Linked DNA regions of Homo sapiens: region 1 is linked to region 2. The links are chromatin contacts, found by Hi-C or POLR2A ChIA-PET in ENCODE. All regions are on one chromosome and are shown on one strand. The core of a region is the stretch at or near the end of the contact, and the rest is flanking DNA. Distances in the headings are between cores, read along the strand shown.

The links. Hi-C counts contacts between places; a loop is a spot of excess contacts on that map. ChIA-PET counts read pairs that join two places held with the same protein, here RNA polymerase II (POLR2A). Pooled maps may share reads with other maps.
Region 1: a loop to region 2 is called in a map of ascending aorta, with 2.3 times the contacts of the local background. The contact joins the promoter of MIB1 here to the promoter of GATA6 in region 2. A Hi-C loop is called at or near these places in 2 of 168 maps with a recorded cell type or tissue (ascending aorta and cardiac septum) and 7 of 50 pooled maps. POLR2A ChIA-PET finds 5 or more read pairs at or near these places in 1 of 52 experiments (HEK293T).

Annotation. Positions count from the first base shown.
Region 1 is chr18:21,739,336-21,742,710 of GRCh38, forward strand. MIB1 (MIB E3 ubiquitin protein ligase 1) reads left to right here and starts at 1,457. Exons shown (of 21, transcript NM_020774.4): 1 at 1,457-2,477. The coding sequence starts at 2,249. RefSeq lists silencers at 1,244-1,463, 1,654-2,283, 2,404-2,453.
Region 2 is chr18:22,168,064-22,171,423 of GRCh38, forward strand. It overlaps GATA6 (GATA binding protein 6), which reads left to right and starts at 1,526. Exons shown (of 7, transcript NM_005257.6): 1 at 1,526-1,619; 2 at 3,045-3,360. The coding sequence starts at 3,082. It overlaps GATA6-AS1 (GATA6 antisense RNA 1 (head to head)), which reads right to left and starts at 905. Exons shown (of 2, transcript NR_102763.1): 1 at 604-905; 2 at 1-320. RefSeq lists an enhancer at 2,896-3,360.

The DNA of each region.
Region 1 (3,375 bases), core at 207-2,706, 430 kb before region 2:
ACAGCCGAATTCTACCAGAGGTACAAAGAGGAGCTGTTACTGTACTTCCTAAAACTATTCCAAACAACAGAAAAAGAGGGAATCCTCCCTCCTTCGTAAAACTCATTTTACGAGGCCAGCATCATCCTGATACCAAAACCTGGCACAGACACAACAAAAAAAGAAAATTTCAGGCCAATATCCCTGATGAACATCGATGCGAAAATCTTCAATAAAATACTAGCAAACAGAAGCCAGTAGCACATCAAAAAGCTTATCCACCACTATCAAGTTGGCTTTATCCCTGGGATAAACACTTTGGGAGGCTGAGGTGGGAGGATTGCTTGAGCTCAGGAGTTCGAGACCAGTCCGGCCAGGGAAAATAGTGAGATATATCCCCCAAGAAGCTCCCCACTGCCCCCCCGCTCATCTCTGCCAAAAATACAAAAAATTAGCTGGGCGTGGTTGTGCGTTCCTGAGGTCCCAGCTACTCAGAAGGCTGAGGTGGGCGGACCCCTTGAACCCAGGAGGCGGAGGTTGCGGGGAACGGAGATGGCGCCACTGCACTCCGGCCTGGCTGACAGTGAGACCCTGTCTCAAAAACAAAGCAAAAAAAAAAACAACAACAAAAAAAACCAAACAAAAAAAATTTTATTTCAGTACATAGTAATTCCTTGGGTACATTTTACGTCCGTTTTCTTGTCTTTTCCCTTGATTATCCATTCTGTTAGCATTTCCCTCCTTTGACTATCAGGAAAAGCAACAGTTTATGCTAACAATGCATGCTAACGGTGCCAACAGTGCTGGCCTGTGGAAACACTGGTTTTAAACCCTATGCAGCATAATGTCATTTGAATAACGGCAACCAGAAACTTCTCTTACAGTCTTCGAATCTTCCTTTGAAGGTTGTATTTTGTAATTAGGGACTGAATTTTTTCGTGAGTGGAGGCAATTATTAATGAGCAAAGTTTGGAGTCTGCCTATCACCCTAATTCTGCATAAAGTCAAGACACACCTTCTAAAAGTCTTTACCGTTGCTCACAACATTCCATACCATGCTGTTCAGCTTAAAAACACACTACTAACCTGCTCTGTCTGGTTTGAAATGTTTTCAATTTACACACAAATACAGATCGCCCTGAATTTGTGAATGTATTTCTACCTTCGTTAAAAAAGAAGACTAAAAGAATATGGAATCCCTAATTCACATTTAGTTCGCCTAGGAAAACTAGCAGTTAGTGAAAAACTGGCCACATCACAGCCGCACAGCTCCAGCAGCCCGGGTAGCTTCCCCACCCTCACTTTCTCCAGCCCCGCCTCCAGGACGGCCTAACCGCTTTCCTCATAGCTCATTGGGCGCGCGGCACCACCGGGCGGCAACTCCAGGGATCCGCCCCTGGGCCCGCCCCTCCATCGCCCGGGGCTGGGGTTGGGCAACCGTCCGCCCTTTTTCTAGACCGCGCGCATGCGCACTCTCCTTGGACCCTGGAGAGACGCTTAGGGATCAGTTTTCTCCTCCTTTCTTCCCGCGATCGCGCGGCTCTCTGGAAGCCTTCCCACTCTATTATTGCCGAGGATCCCCCTCCTAGACACTCTGAGAAGGTGCCGCTCCGGCCTTGGGTACGGCGGTACCCGGATGTGGAGTCGCTCTCGCCCGGCTGGGACTCTGTGGCGGGGCGGAGCGCGGCGGCTGGTGCGGGGGCAGAGAGAAGGGGGCCTGAGGGCCCGGGCGCTCGCCGGACGCCGGGAGGTACCACCGCTGCCCACGGGGGAGGAGGCGGCGCCGGCGCTTGGGTGCCCGCCCCCGAGCGAGGGGCCGGGGTGGCAGAAAGGCCGGCAGTTAAGCTTGCTCCCCGCCGCCCCCCTCGGGCTAGCCTCCCCCGGCCCCCTGCGCTCCTCGCGCTGCCGGCCGGGGGAGAGCGTGGTTTCCTTGCGGCCGTCGCTGTAGCCTGGCCGGGGAGCCCGGAGGAAGCGGGAGAGTCCCCGCCCACGGCCCCCTCCCCTCTGCCCGCTCTCCGCCGCCGCCTCCGAGCAGCCGCGGGCCGCCCTCCACTCCGAGCGGGGGGCGCGGCGGCGACAGCTGGGCAGCGGCTTTGGGCTCCGCGGGGACCGCGCCGCCGCCCCCGTGAGTTATTCTCACGTCCCCCGGGGCTCGCTGCCGCCCCCGCCGACGCCTAGAGTCCGGCCCGGGCCCAACTCCCTCACGGGCCCCCCGGCGGCAGCGGCGGCGGCGGCGGCGGCAGCGGCGGAGCCCACCGCCCGGGCCCCGATGAGTAACTCCCGGAATAACCGGGTGATGGTGGAAGGGGTTGGCGCTCGGGTAGTGCGCGGCCCGGACTGGAAGTGGGGGAAGCAGGACGGCGGCGAGGGCCATGTGGGCACCGTCCGGAGCTTCGAGAGCCCCGAGGAGGTGGTGGTAGTGTGGGACAACGGCACAGCTGCCAACTACCGCTGCTCCGGGGCTTACGACCTCCGCATCCTGGACAGCGCGCCCACCGGTAAGCCGCGGCCACCTGGCCAGGGCTTGCGCGCGCGGGGGGAAGGGGCGAGCTGCGGTGGGCGTCGGTGTCGCGGGGAGAGGTCTGCAGTGGGACACCTGGTGGGCAGCGCCCGGCTGGAGCGAGCGGAAAGGCAAAGCGCCAAAGGAATTCTAGGTTCCGAACGGGTGAACAAACACTTTCAGAAAAGACCCTCTACCCCCAAGGGAAATGATGGCAGCACCATCACCGGGATGCTTTCAAGCCTGGAAGACACAAAGCACCGGGAAGAGAACAGACACAGGTCCCCCAACCCGACTCCTCCTCTTGGGAAGGGGTCTGGAGAGGCCTATCTAATAAGCCATTGAAATTAATCAGCCACCAAGTGATAACTGTCTGAAGGGAGGCTTGCTTTGCCATATGGTGCTCAGCTGACCGTTTATAATTGCCAAGGGGCCTTGGTACCTCGGATTTGTGGAGATGCCTTTTTTTTTTTTTTTTTTAACCTCCTGTGACACAGAATTACTTGGAGTTCAGTAGCCAAATGTTACTTGGGACTCTGGAATGATTTTTCATCCAAATTGTTCTATTTTATATCTTTATATCAATAGAGAGAAAAACATCCTGAGCTCTTGAACCATTTCTTTGTGTTAAATACTTTTTCCAAGTGGCAGATCGGCGTGGGGGACACCTGATGTTATTTTTTGTTACACTAACGTCCGTCTCAGTAAGGTGATGTCAGAATCTTACTCATTCACCCAGCAGTGAGTCAGGGTCCTTGATTAGTGAATCTTGATTAGTGAATTTTAGGGGTCTGTTATTGACGCTAGAGTTTCTAAATGATTAAACCAAAGGCTTGCTTTCACAAAATAAATAACAAATTCATTTTCATATAGATTCATCTTTGGTATTATTTATC
Region 2 (3,360 bases), core at 276-2,775:
ACGCTTAGCTACGAGGTCTCACCATCTCTGGAAACCATACTTTACAAGGCACCTCTCCACCCCAGTTCAACTCTGCACAGGCTCCTCTTCCTTCCCTAACTGGGAAAACACGAAAATAGAAACAAAACAAAAAACCAGAGCCTAAACGCTTTCTAGGAGACCGACCTTCAGAAAATCATTTACTTGGATTTACCTGGGCGGGGGGTAGGGGGTGGGGTCGGGGTAAAGTATAAAAATTCATTCTCACAAAAACAACGCCTCTTGTCCTAAAGTCTCCCTCGGCAGCCTTCTGGGGTCACGTCTGTCGGAAGAAATCCTTTCTGTAAGCGAAAGGGAGCGAGACATATATCACGGCTCCTGCAGCGGACGAGCCTGCGGCCGCGCGAGTTGCCGCTGACAGATCGGCGCTGATAACCCCGCGACGTTCATTTCCAGTCCCTTTTGCCCGCTAGGGACCGTATCAGTTTGTACAGAGTTGTGATAACTGTTTGGAGGGAGCGAAGAGGGGGTGTGTATATGAACGTGGGGGTGGGGAAGCAGCATTTAGCGCTGGGTCCAGGGAAGGTGACACCCCCTCTTCGCAGTGACTTATCTGTGACTTACCTGAAACTCTCCAGGGAAATATCAGAAACTCTCCAGGGACATCAAAAGTTGGAGAGCGTCCTCGGACACGACTGATGTGGAAGCCCTTTTCCATTCTGCGTACCCCATAGACTACCTTTCCGTACATGACGACCCGAGTTAAAGTTCCCAAAGGTCAGCTGGGGAATGTTGTCTTGAGGTTCCCGAAACCACCACGACCTGAGCCGTAGCATCCCGAGATAGGGTCGGAGAAAGTTTAAGGTCGGTCTCACACAACTTCAGGGCAAAAAGCGCATTTGCTGTGAAGGGGCTAGGCGGGGGTTGGGGGGCGGGGGGGCGCAGAGCACGTTCCCCCTTCCTTCTGGGGGCGTGCTGACCCAAGGTCTGGAGCGCCCCTCCCGCCGCGGCGGCGGCGCGGGACTGTGCACTGCCAACTCCTCCCGTGCCAAGGCTCCCTCCCCCTCCCTCGTGTGGGTGTGTGTGTGCGACTGCGGGAGCGGGAGGGTGCACCGCCGCTGGATGGGTGCGGGTCGCTAGCCAGGTCAGGCGTTCTGTGGCCTCCGCCCCTCCCCCGGGGTCCCTGGGCTCGGTGCCCCCCGGGTGGACTCGCCCCCACTCCGGGGACAGGGCTTGCGGCTCAGCCCACGCCCGCAGGCAGCGCGGCTCTCATTGTCTGCCTGGGCGGCGCGCTCCCCTCCCCCCTCGCCGTCCCCTCCCCACCCTCTTTTCTCTCCTCCCCTCGATCCCTCCTCCTCCTCTTCACCTCCAGCGCCCAGCTGCTCGCTGAGCGCAGTTCCGACCCACAGCCTGGCACCCTTCGGCGAGCGCTGTTTGTTTAGGGCTCGGTGAGTCCAATCAGGAGCCCAGGCTGCAGTTTTCCGGCAGAGCAGTAAGAGGCGCCTCCTCTCTCCTTTTTATTCACCAGCAGCGCGGCGCAGACCCCGGACTCGCGCTCGCCCGCTGGCGCCCTCGGCTTCTCTCCGCGCCTGGGAGCACCCTCCGCCGCGGCCGTTCTCCATGCGCAGCGCCCGCCCGAGGTTCGGCTGCTTCCTCCTCGCGCGATCTCCCCGCTTTCCTCCCCTCCACCCCTACTCGTCGCGGGCCCCTGGCCTCCGGCTCTCCGGCCCTCTCCAGGCCGCGGTCGGCTCCGACGGTGTTTCCCTCCTTCCCTCCGGGCGGGCTGAGGCGGCTCCCAGGCTCCCGGGACACCGCGGACCAACTTCTAGTCTCTTTTTCTCTCCTCGAAGCGCTTATCTGCGCGCAGCCTTATCTCCGAGTTATCTCGGCGCAAAGGGGCGGGAGCCGGTAGTTAGGCAGGCAGAGAAACTTCTTTCTTGCTATCTAGCCAGGTCTGTGTGTGGGCATTAATTTTAGTGTGGTAATCTCCGATGAGCCGAGGCGATTTGGAAGAGCAGCCTGGAGGAGGCCAGCCCGGCTGCATTTCACCTCCCTCCCCCACTCGCTCCGAGTCTCCCTGTCATTCTTCCTGCTCTCCCATTTGGGGTCGCCTCGGCTCTGGGGCGGTCTCACGCTCCCCCCTCCCCAGCCCGTTGCGTTCCCCCTCCTTTTCTCTGCTCTCCGCTCCACCCCGCTACGTCCGATTCCGGAACGGTCCGGCGTTTCTGCTGCTGGAGATGACCGCGGGGTGGGCCGGGTGGCCCGGCCGGCGTGAGCGCGCACGCTGGTGGCTGCAGGCGCGGGCCGTGTCTAAGGTGTGCGGCGCCGCGGGGACGCCGGTGGGGCTGGCGATTCCCGCCCCACAAGCTCTCCGCATTGCCTCTGCTGGGAAGGACCCAGACTGCTGCCCCCGCCCTGGCGTCCCACTTTCCCTGGGCCGAGTTGCATTTCTCTCTGGGGCTCGCGTTCGGGCTGGTCAGCGCAGTCCGGGAAGCTCTGGGAGAGCCAATATAGGAGAACGCGGCGGTTTCGTTTTCGGGGACAGGTTGCCTTCCTTACGCGAAGGGTTTTCCCGTGGGGAACCCTCACCCCGAGGCATTTCGGGAGAGGGGCATCCGCAGAGAGGCGGGATGCGGCGGTGCCGACACGCACAGCTACTTAAATTCTTTTGTGTGTCATCAGCCCGGGGGAGACACTTTAGGGCGGAAGGAAAGCCTCAGCCAGCTTCTGCAGATCACCCCTGGGATCTGGCGCGCGCACGGAGAAAGGATGCGGCCGAGGGGGTGGGCGGGGAGGACGCGGGGACCGGAGCGGTGCCTTTGAGGGAGGGCTGGTATCCCAGCCCTTCCAGGGCCCTGTGGCGGCTGCGCAGGCTCCCTTCCCCTCCCTTATTGATCTCCACGCCCGGGGCAGAAATAGGATCTTTGAGAAGTCTCAAATGGGATCTTTGAGAAGTCAGATCCCATTTGAACTAGAAAAAGGAGTGGAGGCGAGGTAGCGTGCAGCCTACGCTCTTGTTAACCCGTCGATCTCCTACCATACCCGTCTCCCCCACCCCACCTCAGGAGCTAGACGTCAGCTTGGAGCGGCGCCGGACCGTGGATGGCCTTGACTGACGGCGGCTGGTGCTTGCCGAAGCGCTTCGGGGCCGCGGGTGCGGACGCCAGCGACTCCAGAGCCTTTCCAGCGCGGGAGCCCTCCACGCCGCCTTCCCCCATCTCTTCCTCGTCCTCCTCCTGCTCCCGGGGCGGAGAGCGGGGCCCCGGCGGCGCCAGCAACTGCGGGACGCCTCAGCTCGACACGGAGGCGGCGGCCGGACCCCCGGCCCGCTCGCTGCTGCTCAGTTCCTACGCTTCGCATCCCTTCGGGGCTCCCCACGGA